Linked DNA regions of Homo sapiens: all the other regions are linked to region 1. The links are chromatin loops, found by intact Hi-C in ENCODE. Cell type or tissue: PC-9. All regions are shown on one strand. Region 1 has its middle 42 kb from the start of LINC01625. Region 2 overlaps LOC107986651 (a long non-coding RNA gene). Region 3 has its middle 95 kb from the start of LINC01625. Region 4 has its middle 33 kb from the start of CITED2.

Region 1 (5,000 bases):
TGGGGCTGTAGTCTTTTAGAAGTCCCTGTCTCTCCTGGATCATCACCTCCTTAAGGGAAGAGACAAGGCCTTGTTTGTATTTATAGTTCCACTATCGTTCGCAGTGGGTTGTGCTTAAAAACTGTTGACTTGAACCTCAGCCTTAAAGCAAAGAATAAACATTCATTTTGCTCGTGTAGAACAACAGATTGTACATGCATTAGTAAAATAAATTGGTAATATATTCTACCTCCAAAATTACACCTTGATAGGATGTTTTTGAGTAAACACACATTCAAGTTTTGGAAAATATTTACAAGTTTCAGGAGACAGTTGTGTATTTGAGAGATAAAGAAGTATTTAAAAAGTAAGGATCTGATAATGCTTGGCCCACCAGGCAAAAGAAGGCCATTTAAAAATGATGGGTCTTTCTTTTGTCTGCAAAGTCAGAAGACTGGTCCCCTGCAAGGAGAGAGTTTGAGAAACAAGGAATGTGGCCTTTCCTCCAAAGACCTCAGATAGATCATAGCGTGGATCCCAGTTGATACATGTGGAAACTGACGTTAAGCAACTTGCCTAAAGGGAGTCATTTGACTAGAGCTGGGAACAATCTCCAGCTTGTGCTGTAACACAGACTGTGTGGACAGAAGTCAGGCTCCACAGACTGTTTTGTGAGTGTAATGTTAGCATGATATTAGCAAACAATAAAGCAACATATGCTACAGACATGGCCAGAGAAATCAGTTTTGATAAAAGCACAAAATGACCTGGGAGAGAAGAGGTAACGCTCAGAAAGACGAGCCCTGTGGTTGCTAACATTTTTATTAGAGACTTTACAGAAATGAATGTTCAACGTCTAAGTGTTACTCAGGGAACATCCGAGCTACCACAATTATTCCTGCACAAACCTGCTGTATTCCTTGACTCTCAATACCTTTTTTCTTGTATCTGACATGAACATAGCTCTACGGAAATGATGGGGGGAAAGTGAAGGAGCTGAGCTTCATACGTGGGAAAAATGTGTTGAAATAGACTGTGAAATTAAAAAATAAGCATGGCACCAAGAGAGTGGTTTGAAGAGTGTTCCCCACAATGTTTCTATGAAAACGTAAGCATGTCGTTTAGATCATTGCTAGAATTCTGAATTGCTACCATCAGCTTTTCACAGTTTGGATAAAACATGTAACCAAATCCTAACACTCATTATGAAAACACATATGGAAAATCCCTTTTCATTCAGAGCAGACGACCTACAAGCACTGTTTTAGCCACAAGAATGTGTCCCTGTGAACATGACACCAGAGTCCCAGAATGTGGGGCTCTTTAATGTGCCACACAAGAGCTGGGATTTTTATTCTGCTTCACATTCCTCACAAGGCTCTGTTTTGAAGCTCTTAGGCAAGAGGTAATGTGGGAACAGCATTGTATTCATAAAGATTTCAAAGATGTGGAGGTTCCCACCATTTGACCTATTTTGCCACTGATGCATTATTCTGCTGCAGAAAGTCTCATGTGTACAGCAAACTCATTAAGGCTTAGTATGTTCTTACCTGTGTGCATTTCTGTGTGTCTGTATAAATATATATGTTTTTCGTATAAAGGCATACTTTTTCTAGACAACAAGATGAATACATTGAATCTCAATTTTTTTTTTTTTTTTTTTTTTTTTTTTTTTTTTTTTTGAGACGGAGTCTCGCTCTGTCGCCCAGGCTGGAGTGGCGCAATCTCGGCTCACTGCAAGCTCCGCCTCCCGGGTTCACGCCATTCTCCTGCCTCAGCCTCCCAAGTAGCTGGGACTACAGGCGCCCGCCACTACGCCCGGCTAATTTTTTGTATTTTTAGTAGAGACGGGGTTTCACCGTTTTAGCCGGGATGGTCTCGATCTCCTGACCTCGTGATCCGCCCGCCTCGGCCTCCCAAAGTGCTGGGATTACAGGCGTGAGCCACCGCGCCCGGCCGGGAGCAGGTTGTTCTTGTATTGCTCATTCCACTCATCCTTCCAGGAGAACAGGCTACATGTTTATAACAAACTAGAGAGCTCTGGGTGGAAGATTTTTTTTTTTTTTTTTTTTTTTTTTTTTCCTTGTTATCAGAATGTAGCCAGGCTTAAAGAAGACTGGTTATCTATTAGTCATTTGGTATTCTAAACACGTGGGTGTGGACTCCCAACCTGCCTGCGGCTTGCCTGAATTGTAACCAAGTTTGTCCAAAACTGGTTACCTAAATGCCAGAGAGACTGTGCTTTTTGTCACTTTAACCAAAATCCCAGTGCGTGGGCCAGAATATTCATAATATTGTAGATTCATAAAGGACAGAACTGACATCTTCAAAGAATGTAACAATGAAGTAAAATGAGTGCTTTAGGAAGAAATATAACAAAACACAAACTCAGAAACGAGCTTGATTCCTGGAAGAGTCACCTAGGGAAACAATGCAAATCCAAAGCATTTTTTAACTCCTTTAAAAACAGCCTTTCATGAATAGTTTTGGTTGCACGTGTGAAAATTCTTTATTTTATTGATATTTCTCATTTTCCATCAAAATTAATTTATCATATTGGGGGAAAAAAAAAACCCCACAGGCTTTAGAGAGTCAAAGACCTGCATCAAATCTAACTTCCGCTAGATTGTACTTTTATGATCTTGGAAAGTGCTTAATGAGTTTTGATTTACTCATCCAAGAAATGGGAAACTTTTAACAAAAAGATTCATGTCCTGGATCTAGTGGTTCTACTTCTAGGAAATTATCTGATGGGAACGATCATAAAAATCCACAAAGTTTTATCTATGAAGAATGTTCCTTTGCAGCATTGAAATATTGGAATTGTGTGAGTAGACTATGATATATCCACAAACAGGAATACCAAATAGGGAGTAAAGATTTTTGTGGAAGAAATTTAGTGACATGAAAAATTGTTCACAATATAATAGTAAGTGAAAAATTATAAGGTTATACACATTGTTATTAATTTTTGGGGAAAATGTATTCTTATGCTTACCCATAGAAGAAACACTAGGTAGATAAGCGCAGTAATATCAGTAGTGATTCGATGTGGGTAAGTGGGACACTGAAGCAGCTTTGGTCTCTACTCTTCAAGATTTTTCAACCTTCCTTCAATAACATGTGCTAATTTTATAATTATTAAATATATATCAAATAGGGACATTAATATTCACCTTATAGATTTGTGTTAAGAATTAAATTAGGTGAGATGATTCATGAAAAACAGTTTAGTGCCTAGCATTTAATTGGTGTTTTTGATTATTTTTATCCAGTTTAATCAGTCATCATGGACTTAGCTCAAAATGATTTTTTTGACTTGAAACAAAACCAAAAATACTACCCTTTAACTGGTGAAAATTTATCACCGTTAAGGATATTCAAAAAAAAAATGCACCGTAAGCTATGAAGGCAATTTCAAAAGAGATGTTTCTGAAATGCCTTGAGCAATGAGAGAGACAATGAAATAAGCAATTAAACTTAAGGTGACTACTTTGCAGCATTTATTTGGACCTAGAAGCTTTGGTTTGTTTGTTTAAAAAACCTGTCATTACTATAGCCACATTGGGTACACGGATAGACGGAACAATATCTAACTCAAAGCGGGTAATTAGTCTGTCAAGATAAATGCCCCCTCTTCTTCAAGCTGATAAAAAGTATCTTGTCAGGGCCTCTTGTGTCATCCCCCAAACACTGTGCGTAAGCCCTGCTGTTTTCTCTTGCAACACGCTTCATCCTGCAGAAATGCAGAGGGAAGCTTTTTGTGGGTATGGTTGGTTGAAAGACAGTTCATATTACCCCTATCTCCTTTCCTGGACTGTATATCTCTGGGGTGCTATGACCTTCTCCCCCCCCCAGGGCACATGTGCACTTGCGCGCAGGCACACACACACACACACACACACACACAAATATGTATACCCAGGGCCGGGCGTGGTGGCTCACGCCTGTAATCCCAGCACTCTGGGAGGTCAAGGCGGGCAGATCACCTGAGGTCAGGAGTTCAAGACCAGCTTGGCCAACATGGTGAAACCCCGTCTCTACAAAAATTAGCCAGGTGTGGTGGTGGGCGCCTGTAATCCCAGCTACCTGGGAGGCTGTGGCAGAAGAATCGTTTGAACCCAGGAGGCAGAGGTTGCAGTGAGCCGAGATCGTGCCATTGCACTCCAGCCTGGGCGACAGAGCGAGAGTCTGTCTCAAAAACAAACAAACAAACAAACAAAAAAACAAAAAACAAACAGAAAGAAACATGTATACCCACGCACACACAGACATACACACACGGACACACATTCTCCCCCGCCCCCACACACACACCCTCAGAGAGATACCTTATCTCTCTGGCTCTCATACACACTCCTACTTTCCCCTCTCCTCGCCTATCGATCTCCTCTCCCCTGTGCTGAGTTAGAAGCTCCTCCTATTATTTTTGTAATCTCTGTTTTAGCATTTCCCATAGAATATTGCAAACATGGAGTGCTTATCTCGCTCTCACACTGGAGTTCCTTGAGCCATCTGCCACTTTTATTAGCCTCTCAGAACGCTCATTTCTTCATCTTAGTGTTCCATTGACAAATGGGAACATAATGCCTCATTTAGAAGTTAGTTGTGGGCATTCCATTGCATAACGGAGGTAGAATTCCTGGCACATGCTAGCCACCCAATAATGGAAGCTATTATTATGATTAATTATATTATTTATTCACTTTTATATCCTGAGGGCCTGGCATAGTGTCTGATGTGTGATGAGTGTAAAATAAATTTCTGGTGAATTAATGAATTAACTCACAAGCTTACAGAATGTGGCTTCAAAATAAAAGAAGAATGTTGTTTTGTAGCGTTTATAGTAGGTGTGAGCGGCAAATCCACGTGCTTCCCCTTCTTACCCCTTTCCCCAAACAACCTATCTGGTGCCAATCCTTGGGAAAAGAAACCGTTACCATCTAGATATAGAAAGCCTATTGACTATTATTTCCATGTAGATATGGCTTAGCAAGGATAAGAGGAATTTTCTCCCTTGA
Region 2 (5,000 bases), 80 kb before region 1:
TGAACCATACAATCTGGAGTAAAGAATAAATCAGTTAGATAGAAGAGAACTGAGTGGATGAGCAGAGACAGATCACAGGGGTCCCACCACATAACCCTGCTGCTGCTGGCAGAGAATTGTCTCTGGACCTGCACAATCTTCTTGTCCAATTTCATGCTCAGAAAGGTCTGGCCCTACCACAGTGCTTGTTCTTATTTCTGTGAGGTTCTCTCTCCAGTGTGTATTCTTACAACCACCACTCCTCCCTCATTTCTTGCAGTAACTGGAAGAACCTAACACAGACACCTGTAGGGCAGGACTCCTTATTTTCTGACTCCCTGGCTCTGACCACAGGTAGGACATTCAGGTGTCTAAGTATCTGGGTTGCTCTTTCTCCACATTCATGTAACATTTTCATTTGCAGAGCAATGTCTTTAGATAGTCAGCAATCAAATCCCTACACCTTAATACTTAAGGAAATATTTAAATAGGAGTGCCATAATTTAGGGCTTATGGATACCAAGGAAATGCTGGATGGTTTTTAAGGGGTTCTAGAAACCCTTATAACTGTATGCAGTGAAAATGTGTGTGTACGTGTGGGGGGGGTTGCATTTTCCTCGTGAGAGGTCCTGTAACTTTAACCAGCTTCTCAGAGAACTCTGTAACCCTTCATCCCCCTTAAACTGAAGATCACTAGTCTGTGTGGCACGAGCTCAAACTCTAGAATCAGACCTGTGACTGATATCCCAGTTGTACCACTTACCAGCTGGGTAGCCTTGTATATTTACTTTACCTCTCTACAGCATATGTTATTTATGTATGAAATGGGTCTAATACTTATAGTACTCAGTACTCACACACAGAAGTTTTATAAGGATTAAGGGAGGTAACCCACATAATGTGTTTAGCACAGCACCTGGCATATAGCAAGTTCTTACTGATGGTAGATATTACATTTTTGTTATAGTTAATAAATGTAAATGTGACCAATTCATCATTGTCATGTGTTTTCAAATTCTGAATATTTATGTTTTATTGTAGAGGGTGTATTTTTTGTCAGAAAATTATAAGACTAGAGGGAAAGACTAGTAACCAAATATAATTTTTCAAAAGCATAAATTTTATTCTCTAACAAGGCACATCAGAAAATACCATGAAAATTTCCTCATATTTTATAAAATTTATGAATATATAAAATACTGATGAGCTAAATGGATCTATTTTGTATTGATGAACATGATTTTATGTATTATCATAATAATAAAAATTAGATGAATTTAAAAGTCAATTGCTTGGAGGTTAGCAAAATATTGAAATGACTGAAGTTGAAGATTTATTACCACTTAACATACACTTATTTAATACCAAATATTTCACTGTGGAGGAATAGCTGAGAAACCAAATGTATTGACTAGAGTTTATATGAATGTTTCAATATAGCTGCTCTTACTTGATTATGTATTTTAAAATTTTGTTATTATTTTTTATTTATAAAATAGAGACAGGGTCTCATGTTGCCCATGCTGGTCTCGAACTCCCTGGCTCAAACGATCCTCCCGCCTCTGCCTTCCAAAGTGCTGAGATTACAGGAGTGAGCCACTGTGCCTGGCCAATTATATATTTTTAATGCCTAGTAAAAATCCATTATAAGGTACATTTTTGGCATTACCAATTAACTTGGGTGGGAAAATGTGTGATCCACAGCAGGGCAAGATTTCTATTTTAAAATAAAAGCAGATACAGTCAAATGAACCTTACTGGAACGAATAGGAATGATATTATTATGATATTCTGCATCCACATGGCAAGAGATGACACCATTTTCTGAATTTACTTCAGATAAATATCCCGCAGTGGAATCAGCCTTCCCAGGGACCTCCCTGGACTCTGAGAAGTGATTAAAGGGACTGTGCGGCAGTCATGGGGATGCAAGCAGCTGTGGCCATCAAACTGGTTCTAACAGGTCAGTCCTGATGAGAACTCCATGGTGGGGAAAATAAATCCTCTAAATTCCTGATGGGAGGCCTTTGACTTTTAATGTGACAAGTGATTAGTCAGGTGTATGTGAATAATCATTATACAGGAAACAACAACAGCAAAACAAAACCCAACCCAACTCACCAATGCAAAAAATGTCATGTTTTCAAAGTAATGATGTCCAGCCTGCCTTTTGCAAAGGGAAGAAGCACAGGAGCGGGTTTTACCAAGACAACACTGTGTTCTTATTCCACCAAGTGGAAGAAATAAAAGTAAGGAATTTTCTGGCCCACATCCAATCACTCAACCTCTGTTGACTGGGTCCAGATCTGCAGATGCCTCAGGCCACAGAGGTATTTGGCTGGACTCCACGTCTGTGTAGAAGGACAAAAGTCTTGCTATTTGCAGATTGTGTGGGTAGCAGGAGTCATGACGATGATGATGATGATGACGATCATGATCATGCTTTTAGTTGAGTGTTCTCTGACATTTTGATAGCTATTTGCACATAATTTTTAATCTAAGGATCCCAGGTAGATCTGCTAGTGGGGCTTCCAGGGGCTGTCTTGTCTCTGAGAGAATGTCCTTGGTGTCAGTTGCCTCCACCTGCCCTGGGCCATGCCCAGGCTGAAGGCCAGCAGCCAGCATTTTGCTTAGGTGTGAGGCTGTTGCATAGCAACTTTCTGTTCAAATATGCTAAAAATGGATTCTTATCCTTTTTCCAATCTTCTGTAAGACAGTCCCCATGTAGGACGCTATATTAGCACAGTGCCCAGCCTGCCCGAGTAGCTGGATAGGTACTCTGTAAATGCTTGGCTGCTGCTTCTTGTCGATGAATACATGAATGACTTCTTCATGCAAAGAGCAGCTTGCTACTTTTATCTTTCTCTCTGTCTCTCTCCTTTTTTTTGGAGGGCAACAGAGAGGATTAGGAATTTGGAAAACTCCTTAGTACATTACTGGTAGTTGCTTTTAATTCAATAGAAGACATGATCATTAGTATAATTTCAAATAGTTCCCAACTCCAATCCTTCATTTCTTCTTGTTTCTGTAAGGATCTCCTATTTAGTTGACTTCTCCATTCCTACATTTAGACATGAGAATGAGACCCTTAAGCAAGTCTTCTGGAAATTCCAGAACCTTGAGATTTGGTGCCAAGCCTAGGATTAAATTGAATTTAGAATGATTATAGCTGTTGTTTCTACAAACTCATTCCGGGGAGAGAAATGGAGACATCTATTGTGTACCTTTGTACTGGGTCATCTTAGTTAAACTCCATTTCTCGTAATCCCTTTCATTGTGGCTCCAGGTTACATTTAGGCACAAAAAAGATTTGAACAAGATCTGGAAGGAGAAAGTGAAGCAGCAGCCATATTTCACCCACTGAAGGTGGATGTAGAACTGCAGGTGCAGTGGCAGATTATGCAAACTGATGACGGTCATGAGTTCACATTGTGGACCACCCAGGCCACAGCTCCTCCAGCAACCACGGATCTTCCTTTGGCTTCTCTGAATCTCTAGCCTGATATATGCACAGCTCCATGGTAAAGTGTGTTGGCTTTACCATGCAGATTTCCTTGTCACTGATGCTGAAGCGGATGAAAGACAGACGTGAATTCCAATTTGTCCTCATGGGTTCCAGTTTATTCTCTCTCTTTCTCCTTTTTTTTTTTTTTTTTCCTGATAAGGAGTCTCGCTCTGTCGCCCATGCTGGAGTGCAGTGATGCGATTCCGGCTCACTGCAACCTCTGCCTCCCGGGTTCAAGTGATTCTCGTGCCTCAGCCTCCTGAGTAGCTGGGATTACAGGTGCATGCCACCAGGCCCAGCTACTTTTTGTATTTTTAGTAGAGATGGGGTTTCACCATGTTGGCCAGGCTGGTCTCGAACTCCTGATCTCAAGTGATCCACCCGCTTCGGCCTCCCAAAGTGCTGGGATTACAGGCGTGAGCCACCGTGCTTGGCCCAGTTTATTCTCTTACGCTCTGGTTTGTCCTTGCGCTCCTGCACTGACGACCAGCTTTCCTTCTTGACTGTTGGCTCAGGTCCACAGCCACTCCATGCCCATGCCAGTCACAGAAGCCACAGCCTCATGTAGACTTTTCCACTAGCTCCCATACTAGTGTTAAGACTTGAATCCCTATTTTACATCACTCACGGTAGTTCTGCTTATCTCATTGAACCTTGATTCACACACCCATTCTTACCCTAAATGAATACCAGCATCCCTTTTAAAACGGTGGCCCTGGTGTTCAGATGTTGTTTATCCTCTCTTGGGGACCACCAACCCTAGTGGGGGAAGGCATGAAGATCCTTCTCTGTATTTTATCCGGTATGTTAGCTGAACTTGTAAACTTGAACTTGTTTCATGTAACTCAAGTATACTATCCACAGGAGAGAAGTAGTGAAGGTTTATAGGGGAAAAAAATAGACAATCCATTGCCATCGAAAAGCCCGATCGGGAGGGAAAGTATACACACAGGTGCAAATATTAAAGGACTGATTAAACACCTGAAGGCATAGGAGAGATGAGAAAAAGATGAGGGGAGGGTGGAGTAAACAAAGGTAAACACAAGTTAAGAGTACCATAAATGTTTGTTGAATGAGTGCATGAGAGGTGTTTTGACATTTTTATAAAAAACAAATATAACAAGAATATAATATTATTTTTTAATCTCCTACTTTCGTAATACACCAATAAAACTATTTTCATTTTCAGCTGTTATTCTTCATCTCTGTATACATTTGTCAAATACTTAGAATTGCAGTGCAACAGCTTTTTGTAGTTTCTTTACTTTTCCCCACTTATTTTTTGACATATATATTTTTTTCCGTTGACCTGGGAAGCTATGATGACTTTTAAGGAGATTTTAAACCTCTGTTCAAAAAGGTTTTATGTTTTCCACTTCAACTCCTGCTCTGAATGTTTAGTTCTGAGAGGGATCTGAGCTGTTTTGGAAATCAGTCTGACAAACGATTGCGAAGGCAGTGTGTAGCCAAGGTGAGTCGTAAAAAGTAAGAGCTGTTGCTAAGGGAACCGCTAGAG
Region 3 (5,000 bases), 52 kb after region 1:
AATTGAGGACTCCAGGAGCCCACTTGGTGCACTGTCCTACTGTGGCCACGCTAGTACCTAAGCTGCAAGATGAAGTTCATTTTACTCTTCCTTTTCCTTCCCTCCAGAAGAATTCTCTCCCTATAGCTACCACAGCTGGAAATGGTTCTGGCCCAACATGTGTTTAGAAATGTCATCCAGGGGCTAGTGCCTGGAATGAGGGTCTCAGGACCCTGTCTGCTATCCTATTGTACTGTCACTGAGCTGGTACCCGAGCTGAAAGACCAAGTCTCCTTTACTCTTATTTCAAACTGAGGGAAGGAGTCTCTTTCAGAGCTGCAAGCTGCACTGCCTATGGTTGGGGGAGAGGTGGTGCAAACACTCCCTTCCCACTCCCAGCTGGTGTCTCACTAGGTCATGTGCCCCCCAAGTCCACTGGCTATGAGCCCAGAAGAGCACCAGGACTTGCCCAGGAATTGCTGTCTTTGTGGCCTAGAGTACCTTTCAAGTTTATTTAGATCCCCAGAGCACTTTAGCCTGCAGTGAGTGGGGGGTCTGCCGGAACTCAGATTCCAACTGCTATGATGAATGATTTGCCTGTGGCTCGGGCTGGTCTAAACACTCCCTCCATGGTCACGGGCTGAGTTCTGCCCTGTGTTGTTTTCCACTGCAACAAGCCAGCACTGAGTTCCAACGCAAAGTCCCACAATCACTGTGCTCTTCCTTCCCCAAGCACACAGATGCTGTCTGTGTGCCATGCAGCCACTGCCAGGGGATGGAGGAAGGGTGGTGTCAACAGTTCTGGACTGTCTTTCCTACTCTCTTCTGTGCCTCTTTCCTTAATATGATGTTAAAACCCAGTACTGTGATTGCTTACCTGAGTTTTGGTTCTTTTTGTTTGTTTGTTTAGATGGAGTCTCGCTCTGTTGCCCAGGCTGGAGTGCAGTGGTGCGATCTTGGCTCACTGCAAGCTCCGCCTCCCAGGTTCACTCCATTCTCCTGCCTCAGCCTCCCGAGTAGCTGGGACCACAGGCACCCGCCACGACGCCCGGCTAATTTTTTGTATTTTTAGTAGAGATGGGGTTTCACCGTGTTAGGATGGTCTCGATCTCCTGACCTCGTGATCCACCCGCCTCGGCCTCCCAAAGTGCTGGGATTACAAGCGTGAGCCACTGCGCCCGGCCGAGTTTTGGTTCTAAGGAAAGCGCTTTTTTGTTTGGATAGCTGTGCAGTTTGATGTTCCTGTAAGGAAGAGGGACAATGAGCACTGGAGACTTCCATTCTGTCATCTTGCTCCCAGGCAGGTTTATGATCCAGTCAGAGCAAGGCTCTATCTCCTCCTTTTCATGCTTGATCTCTTCATCCTTTTTTGGTTTGGCTGGATCTGACTGTACTTGTATTTTAATACAGAATATCATAGGGGTATAAATAACAAATGAATAACAAAAAATAACAAAATTTGGGTTTATTGAAAATGTTAAAGACCACAAAAAGTCATTTTCATCTGTGTTTGAAAGTAGAACAAGGAAGTGATTCCAAACTGCTTGGGGCAGATGGTGTAATAATAACAGATAACAGAACTGGTAAATTCATATTCTGTTTTCACGTTCAGCAGCAAGGAAAGTGGTCTGCTGGCTGGAAGGAAAAGAAAATTATGCCTTGAATTAATTTTGGGGGGTGCTTTGGGTTTGGGGGACTTTTTTTTTTCACTTCGTCTCATTTATTTTTGCCCTGTGAGGTAGTCACAGTAGTTATCCTACTTTACTGGGGTGGAAATTGTGACTTAGCATTAAATGACTTGTCCACATTCACAAACAATGTAAAGAGGGAGTTGACTGCAAGTCTACATAGATAAGTGGACAGTAAGACAAAGCCTGGTCACTTTAAATGAGAACACAGGACAGGCGCAAGTTATGCCAGGCTGCTGAGAAAACTGGAATGTTGGGCAAATAGTAGATACTCAGAATATTCATTTTGAATGAGTGAATATGAACTGAGGATTAATATCAGTAACTACTGAGATCTTTCAGAGACCAAGAGATGAATGAATAAGGGAAATGTCAATTAATTTTTCACAAAAAGGAAGCAGATTCCATAATTCACAAACAGATCAGCTATTCTCAGATGGTGAACCTAGAAAAAGTCAAGAATGGATTTTTAAGCTAATGGTTCATGACTGTTAACAAAGGAATGTGGTGGTTACTGGGAGTGAACATAGGTTCACAGGGAATGTCATGTTATGCTAGCTTAATTTATTTTATTGTTTTTGAAATAGAGCTACTTCATAAGATCAGAGGATTGACTAGGATGACTTAATTTTCATAATATCATAAAAATTGCAACCACTGTTGAACGTTTACTCTATGCTAGGCTCTGCTTTATTTACCCCTCACAATAGTTCCAGTAGGTAAGTACTTTGTTTATCTCCCTTTTTAAAGATAAGAAACAGAGAATCAGTAAGATCAAGTAATTTACACGAATTACTTGCCAGTGAGTGGCTGAGCCGGAATTGAGGCTAAATTTGTCCGACTCAAAGCAGTTGATGGTAACTACTACACCATATCGTGTTGACACACAGCCAGGCTGATGAGATCTTTGAGGTTAAGGTAAACTGAATATACCAATAGGGTCATAATACCTTTAGATAGATTCACAACAGGTTGTAAACAAACCTAAAGCACATTGATTAATATTTTGGTCTTAATTTGCCTGGCATTTGAATTAATGAGTTGGCTAAAGACATAGAAAACACACTTGTCACTTTTACAGTTGACAAAAATCAAGAAGAAAAGCCAATCCTATCAATCCTATTAACTAACACTTGCATAGTGTTTCTCATATTAAAGAATAGTTTTGCCTAGATTGTCATGTTTGATTCTCACAACTATACAGAACAGACTTATTGCTAGATCCCAACTCTCCTTTATTTTTACAGTGGGCAGAACTGAGGTTCAGGAAAATCAAGTGACTCAGTCAGAGTCATACGGTGAATAATCTGAGGACTTCTCTTTTCTGTCACAGTGCAATAGATATGGAGTCATGATTTGAAAAAGTATCAAGACATGCAGATGGAAGATCGAAACCAGTAAGATGAAATACGAAGGTGGTGAATGTAAAGTCTAACGCTGAAGTAAAAATATGTTCATTTGAATGTTTAATGGAAGCCAGCATTTCATTATGATTACAAATAATGCTGACTTAATCTTGGGCTGGATTAATGGAAGCATAACATCTACATCACAATAAACAACACTCCCACTGAACATGGAAATGTTCAAAACCTACATGCAACCCATATTCTCTAGGCCTAGCAGTTAGTGAAAACTCGGACTAAGTAGAGAGTACCCAGAGGCAAATAAATATTGCAGGGACTGTGGGGTACATAGAGAGTGAAAGGCAATGAGGAAATAAATAAACATTCAAGTTTTCTTCAAAATTTTAAGAATGATCACACGGAAGAGAAAAAATATTTGTTCTGTGTTGTTCTACGTCCAGTAGGTGTAAGTATCAGATTTTAATTTGAGATAAAAGCCAATTCCAGCAATTGAGCAGCTGCCAATGGAATGAGTCTTGTGAAGTTTTAATACCCTATCATGGGAAAAATTCTCTCAGAGGCTATTTGGTCTTTCTTTCTCTTAGAAGTGAGGTGAAAAGTAAAATTACAATGAGTTATTATGGCTTGTCCAATCTAATATTATGTAGTCGTTTAAAACCTTGCTCCAAGAAGACAAAGATCAGTCTCATTTTGATTTTCACTTAGCTCCAAGCAGGCTGAGTATAGTAGATGCTCAAAAAATATTGAAATAAGTCTTCAAAAGGGAGAGGAAATTACCAAGGGCTGGTAGTGAAATATCTCCCAGCACACATCGTGCCTGGCACAATTAACACTTCCCAGACCCTTTTGCAGCGGGAGGCAGCAATGAGAGGTTCTAGTCTAGAGCATCTGCACTCACTATGCTGTTCGCTCAGACCACGCTTCCACTTGGATTTTCACGAGGTCCAGCCTCTGGCTTTATTCAGGTCTGCTCAAAAGGCATTTCAGAGAGGATCTTAAGTAGCAATCCCTTAAACTCTGTCACTGCTCTGGTACTTTCGGGCATTTTTCACTGCCTCTGAAACACACAGAAATACACACATACATTCAATGTCTCCTGACATTTGAATTTAAGTTTTTTGGCAGCAGGGAATTTCTTTTGTTCCTGCATGTTATGATTTGAATTGCATTCCCCTGAAATTCATAGGTTGAGGTCAAAATCCTCAATACCTTAGAACAGGGGTCCCCAACCCCCAGGTCATGGACCAGTACTAGTCTGTGACCTGTTAGGAACCAGGACGCACAGCAGGAGCTGAGCGGCAGGTGGGCGAATGAGGGAAGTTTCATCTATATTTACAGCCACTCCGCATCACTCACATTATGGCCTGAGCTCCGCCTCCTGTCAGATCAGTGGTGGCATTAGATAGTCATAGGAGCGCGAACCCTACTACGCCTAAGAGGGATCTAGGCCGTGTGTTCCTTATGATAATTTAATGCCTGATGATCTATCACTGTCTCCCATCACCCCTAAAGGGGACCGTTTAGTTTTCCTGCAGGAAAACAAGCTCAGGGCTCCCACTGATTCTGCATTATGGTGAGTTGTATAATTATTTCTTTTCTGCTTTTTTTTTCTTTTTTTTTTTTTAAGACGGAGTTTCACTCTGTCGCCCAGGCTGGAGTGCACTGGCGCGATCTCCGCTCACTGCAAGCTCCGCCTCCCGGGTTCACGCCATTCTCCCGCCTCAGCCTCCCGACTACAGGCACCCGCCACCACGCCCGGCTAATTTTTTTGTATTTTTAGTAGAGACGGGGTTTCACCGTTTTAGCCGGGATGGTCTCGATCTCCTGACCTCGTGATCCACCTGCCTCGGCCTCCCAAAGTGCTGGGATTACAGACGTGAGCCACCATGCCTGGCTGAGTTGTATAATTATTTCATTATATATTACAATGTAATAATAATAGAAATAAAGTGCATAATAAATGTAA
Region 4 (5,000 bases), 110 kb before region 1:
TTTTAATTTACTTTTTTAAATTGACAAATAAAAATTGTATATATGGCTGGGTGTAGTGGCTCATGCCTGTAATCCCACCAATTTGGGAGGCTGAGGTGGGTGGACCACCTGAGGTCAGAAGTTCGAGACCATCCTGGCCAACATGGAGAAACTGTGTCTTCACTAAAAAAATACAAAAATTAGCCAGGTGGGGTGGCACACACCTGTAATCCCAGCTGCTCCAGAGGCTGGGGCACGAGAATTGCTTGAACCCAGGAGGAGGAGGTGACAGTGAGTCAAGATGGCGCCACTGCACTCCAGCCTGGGTGACAGGGTGAGACTTCATTTCCCAAAAAAAAAAAAAAAAAGAATTACATATATTGGTGATGTCTAACAAATTTTTAAAAATGCCATTGCTTTATTGGTAAAGCTATGGCTACTACAGCTTGTAGGAGAGTTATCTGGACATAGAATTCTTGATTGACAAGAATTTTGGCTTCCATTGTTGTCGATGAGAAGCCAAGTATTAACCATTGTTTTTTATATTGCAACTTTTATTTTAGATTCAAGGGGTCCGTGTGCAGGTTTGCTACATGGGTATATTGTGTGATGCTGAGGTTTGGGGTACAATAGATCCTCTCACCCAGGTACTAAGCATAGTACCCAATAGTTTTTCCGCCCTCTCCCCCCATTCTTCCTCCCGCCTCTAATAGTCCCCAGTGTCCATGAGTCCCCAGCATTTAGTTCCTACTTATAAATGAGAACACTTGGTATTTGGTTTTCTTTTCCTGTGAGGAACTGTGCAATTTAATATTTCCTAGATAAAAACAGACATTGTGATTGTTTTACTGGGTTTTATAATGTTGACATCTACTTTTCCCACCAAAAATTTATGAAACGTTAAGTTTTTCCCTGAATTGGGTTTTATTTTCTCATGAAATAGTCCCTCCTTAGAAACAGTTTTCCAAGGTAGAGAGCAACGTTTCCAGATCGAATTTACTCTAAACATTCTCCTTAATCATTCATTCACTCATTAAGCAAGGAATAACCTAGTCCCTACCATGAGCAGAGTACATCACTTGCTGAGTTAGGTGCTGTAGATACAACACAGTTTAACACAGAATCCTCACCCTAAAGAGCTTATGGCCTAGGTAGTAGTATAGTGTAGACACACAGTAAATGTTAAATGGTGATTCAACAGTACCTGAGATGTCACAAGGCTGAGTGTGACTATGTATCAAGTGAATGACATTGACAGTAAACAAATGCTGGGAGTTCCTAAGAAGGAGAAATTGCTATGACTAGAAGAGGTCAGACAGGCTCTGTGAGAGGTGGAACTGCATCCGGCCTTGAAAAGCAGGGAGTTCTTAGGAGGGCGATGAAAAGATGTATTATGCATTTCAGACCAGAGCCCAAGGTTTGAGCCAAAGCCCAGTGATGGGAATGAGCAAAAGTGAAATTTGAGGTGAATCAGGCTGCCTCCCACCTTAGAGGTGGTGAAGGGCTTCGGCTTTGTGTGTGTGTGTGTGTGTGTGCATGTGTGTGCGTTTCTGTGCTCAATATTACCTGCAAAGTGACCATCCCTGAAACAAAATAGCCAAGAATCCAAGCAATGCAGCATTTAGACCTGGGAAGCAAGAGTGAGCAATGGGGCTTGAGCTGTCAGAGTCCTGTCAAGGAAGTGAGGGTCCTGAAGCCCTGGACAGTTCTTCCTCTTCCTTCTCAACCCTGCTTTCTTTGTCAGATAAAAGGGAGACAAACCAGATAAACAGGACACACAGAGATTTTGGGTTTGATTTTACTCTCCCAGGTGTAGTTTTGTCTTCTGTCTACACATAAAGCAATTCCCAACTTAAACCCATTTTTTTAAGTTTTCAGTGAGGGATATCTGATTTTCTATAGCTTTTTTAAAAGAAAAATTAGAAAGCTTTTCTAATCTAATTTGAAACTGATCTTCTCCCACCTTCTTCTTCCTGAGGTTGAAATTGAGTAAGTCCCTTTCATAGTCTTCTCTAGGCCAAATAGCTTTATGATTTTAGTTGTTTCTCTAAGGGCTATTTCTTCAACATATAACCAATTTAAAAAACTGATTTTTTATTAAACACCCTCACATTCTCCGTATTCCACTTTAAAATGCGAACTTAAAGATGGTGTGGAGTATTCTAGGATAGCCTGTAGCTGGTACTGAGCATCAAGGAAAGAACACTTGTTTTTCTTTTACTAAATCAAACATGCTTTTAAAGCTCAAGCCTGAACCCTAATAGCTTGTGTTGACGATGATCTCCAGAGCGTTTTCTGTATGACATCACAGAATGAATCCTGCATTTCTGTGGTTTGTTTTTCTTCCCATATGAATGACACTACAGAACCTCACCCTGTTTATGTCCACCCACTTCTCCAACTTATCAAGATCATTTGCACTTCTATCCAGTTTTCCAAAGTGGAATGTACCACACCTGATTTGATGTCATCGCTGAATTTAATAACCACATTCTCTCCCATCATCTAAGTCACTACTAAAAATAGCACTAAGTTAAGACCAACCTCTCTGGAATTCCATGAGGTATGCATCTCTGGGCTGCCACTGGACCATTAATAATTACTTAGTGAGAAAAGCCTTCTAATCACTTATGCATCTACCGGATGAGGGGATGATTTCAGGGTGCAGTTCTGAATTGCCCAATAGCAAGACAACACTTAAAACTGCACAATACTCAAAACTATTTATGTCTTTGCCTTCTACTTGATTTTTACCCGACTTGTCATACTTTTGAGGAGTAGCAGTTGACTAATGTGATCTTAGTCAAATGCTAATTAAAAAGAAACTGATTGAGACAGTTTCTTTTTAAACAGAACGGTCTTAATTTTTTTCCAGTAAGCTAGTGTGTATGTGTGTGTGTGTGTGTGTGTGTGTGTGTGTGTCTGTGTGTGTGTGTGTGTGTGTGTCTATAGGATAACAATATATTTCTGGATTTGAATGTTAAGACATTGAGTCTAATTTTTTTAGTTTTCTTATTTTTCTTTCAGAAACACATGTGCATTTCTCTCTTTCAGTCCATAGATACCTTAAGTTTGTGAAGATAATTGCTGGTGATTCTGCGATGACTTCCTTGAAATGCCATACCCTGGTGTTTGCCAGTAATTGTTTATTCATTCTGCCACTTGATCTTCCAGGTCATGCATTAACATATGTATTTATATATAATAATGATTTTCAATTTACTGAGTGGAGTATTCATTTGAAGTACTATAAAAACGCAAGGATTAAAGCGATTCCTACCTCATGTTTGTCACCTAACTGGGACAGACATGACAATTAAACAATAATAAAAACATGCAGGAAGAAAAGGTCAATCATACTGCTGAGACTTTGCTGGAAGCTGGTGAATTTTTCTTTGGTACAACTTTGGACTGTAGCCACTTTGATTTAGAGAAGACCCATCGTCGGAAAAGCCCTCGTGGGAACGTGGAATGCGGGAGCTTTGAGAAGGGGTCTGAAAGAGAAAAGGGAACTAGCTAGGATAGTTGGAGGGAAAGCCAAGGTTCATACAAAAACAAACGAATTGTTCTCATCTCTGTTTTGGGAAAGGGATTTTCGGTGGCTTCGAAAGGAATTCTGTGTATGAAGGGTATGTAGGGGAAGGGAGACTGTTTAAAGGAGTCAGCCCTTGTTTTACCTGGCTGCCAGACAAAAGAACCTCCTAGCCACAAGAAATTGGTTGCACAACTCACAATATCTTGTTATGACAAGGGCTGTTGCTAGCGACTGGTGTTACTGGTGCTGGAATTCTAAAAGGTTGTTTTCTACAAGCCATCCATATATGTTGGATATTGTGACTCAAATGTTGATTGTGGTTAACCTGCACAGAGATGGGAGTAGAAGTGATTCCTCCAGGAAGGCTAGCTGGATTGCAGCTAGTCCATCTGCATACTGTTAGGGAACATGCCAACTGATGAGGCCAGGTCTAGTGCTGTGATCTCCCCTCACTCATCCCTCACTCAGCCATCTCCAGCCCAGTGGCCAAAATTGAAACCTGACGTGGTATTATCTCTTCTTATAGCCTGGGCTAGGATCCTCACCCCTGGGATCAGTCTTGGGGTGAGTCAATAAAAGAGTGGCCATCGGCCGGGCGCGGTGTCTCACGCCTGTAATCCCAGCACTTTGGGAGGCCGAGATGGGCGGATCGCGAGGTCAGGAGATCGATGCCATCCTGGTGGTGAAACCCTGTCTCTACTGAAAATACAAAAAATTAGTCGGGCCTGTGGTCCCAGCTACTTGGGAGGCTGAGGCAGGAGAATGGCATGAACCTGGGAGGCAGAGCTTGCAGTAAGCCAAGATTGCACCACTGCACTCCAGCCTGGGCGACAGAGTGAGACTCCATCTCAAAAAAAAAAGAGTGGCCATCACCTCCAGGAAGCCCTGGTAGCAGTTTGAATGTACCTATACGAAGTGGTGAAGTGAGTGGTGTCTTCTACTTTACTCTATCCTATTAGTTGAAAGGAATAGTTTATTGTGCTTCCTAACAACCAAACCTGGCCCCGAGGACATGAGATTCCAGATGTCTAACCTGCAAAGTGGAGTGTGAGGGGGTCAGAGACAGGACGAAGAGAGCACGGCATGAAAACGGTTGGGCTAGAATGCTGTGATGCCCTGGAAAGACATTGACAGGCCATCTGTAGTGGGTGGATGTCGGTGCCAAAGATGCGGGCTGAGGAAAAGGGGGCTAGGGATTCCCAAACTTTGCCAATAGCTGCCTTCTTCTCATCTCTTTTCCTCTTATTCTCTTACATGTCTACTACTAAGCCTAATAAGACTTAATAAGACTAATATTAAGTGTCTAAAGCATCCTGCTCTGTACCAAAGATCTCTGAATGAGGCTACTGTTTATTGTATTCTTTGTTAGGTGAAAGGTTAAAAAAAAAGTGCGTGTTTTTTTAATCCGGTTCATTCAGGTTTGAATATAGAGCAGAGCAAAATACAATGAAGAGTATTGTACATTAATGGTCCCAGTTTCTTGAGA

The links. Hi-C counts contacts between places; a loop is a spot of excess contacts. Peaks named below come from ENCODE experiments on the same cell type or tissue, not always from the same donor. Only the 100,000 strongest peaks of a DNase experiment are listed, where the experiment ranks them.
Region 2: a loop joins it to region 1, with 2.0 times the contacts of the local background. A loop is called at or near these places in 2 of 110 quality-filtered maps.
Region 3: it touches region 1 in a loop (7-fold over the local background); 3 of 110 quality-filtered maps call a loop at or near these places.
Region 4: it touches region 1 in a loop (8-fold over the local background); 3 of 110 quality-filtered maps call a loop at or near these places.

The regions. Positions count from the first base shown.
Region 1 is chr6:139,514,453-139,519,452 of GRCh38, forward strand. No RefSeq gene overlaps it. Among named protein-coding and RNA genes, the nearest start is that of LINC01625, 42 kb to the left of the region's middle. RefSeq lists a cis regulatory region at 4,166-4,642. In PC-9, no CTCF peak of the experiment used is centred here; a DNase peak (open chromatin) is centred at 2,049; H3K27ac peaks cover 957 bases.
Region 2 is chr6:139,434,519-139,439,518 of GRCh38, forward strand. LOC107986651 (a long non-coding RNA gene) reads left to right here. Exons shown (of 6, transcript XR_001744382.1): 3 at 260-333; 4 at 1,819-1,942. Among named protein-coding and RNA genes, the nearest start is that of LINC01625, 38 kb to the right of the region's middle. In PC-9, no CTCF peak of the experiment used is centred here; DNase peaks (open chromatin) are centred at 2,153 and 4,953; H3K27ac peaks cover 2,050 bases.
Region 3 is chr6:139,566,839-139,571,838 of GRCh38, forward strand. No RefSeq gene overlaps it. Among named protein-coding and RNA genes, the nearest start is that of LINC01625, 95 kb to the left of the region's middle. In PC-9, no CTCF peak of the experiment used is centred here; DNase peaks (open chromatin) are centred at 2,163 and 2,973; H3K27ac peaks cover 2,019 bases.
Region 4 is chr6:139,405,510-139,410,509 of GRCh38, forward strand. No RefSeq gene overlaps it. Among named protein-coding and RNA genes, the nearest start is that of CITED2, 33 kb to the left of the region's middle. In PC-9, no CTCF peak of the experiment used is centred here; DNase peaks (open chromatin) are centred at 1,212, 1,672, 2,492 and 3,692; H3K4me3 peaks cover 1,694 bases; H3K27ac peaks cover 4,244 bases.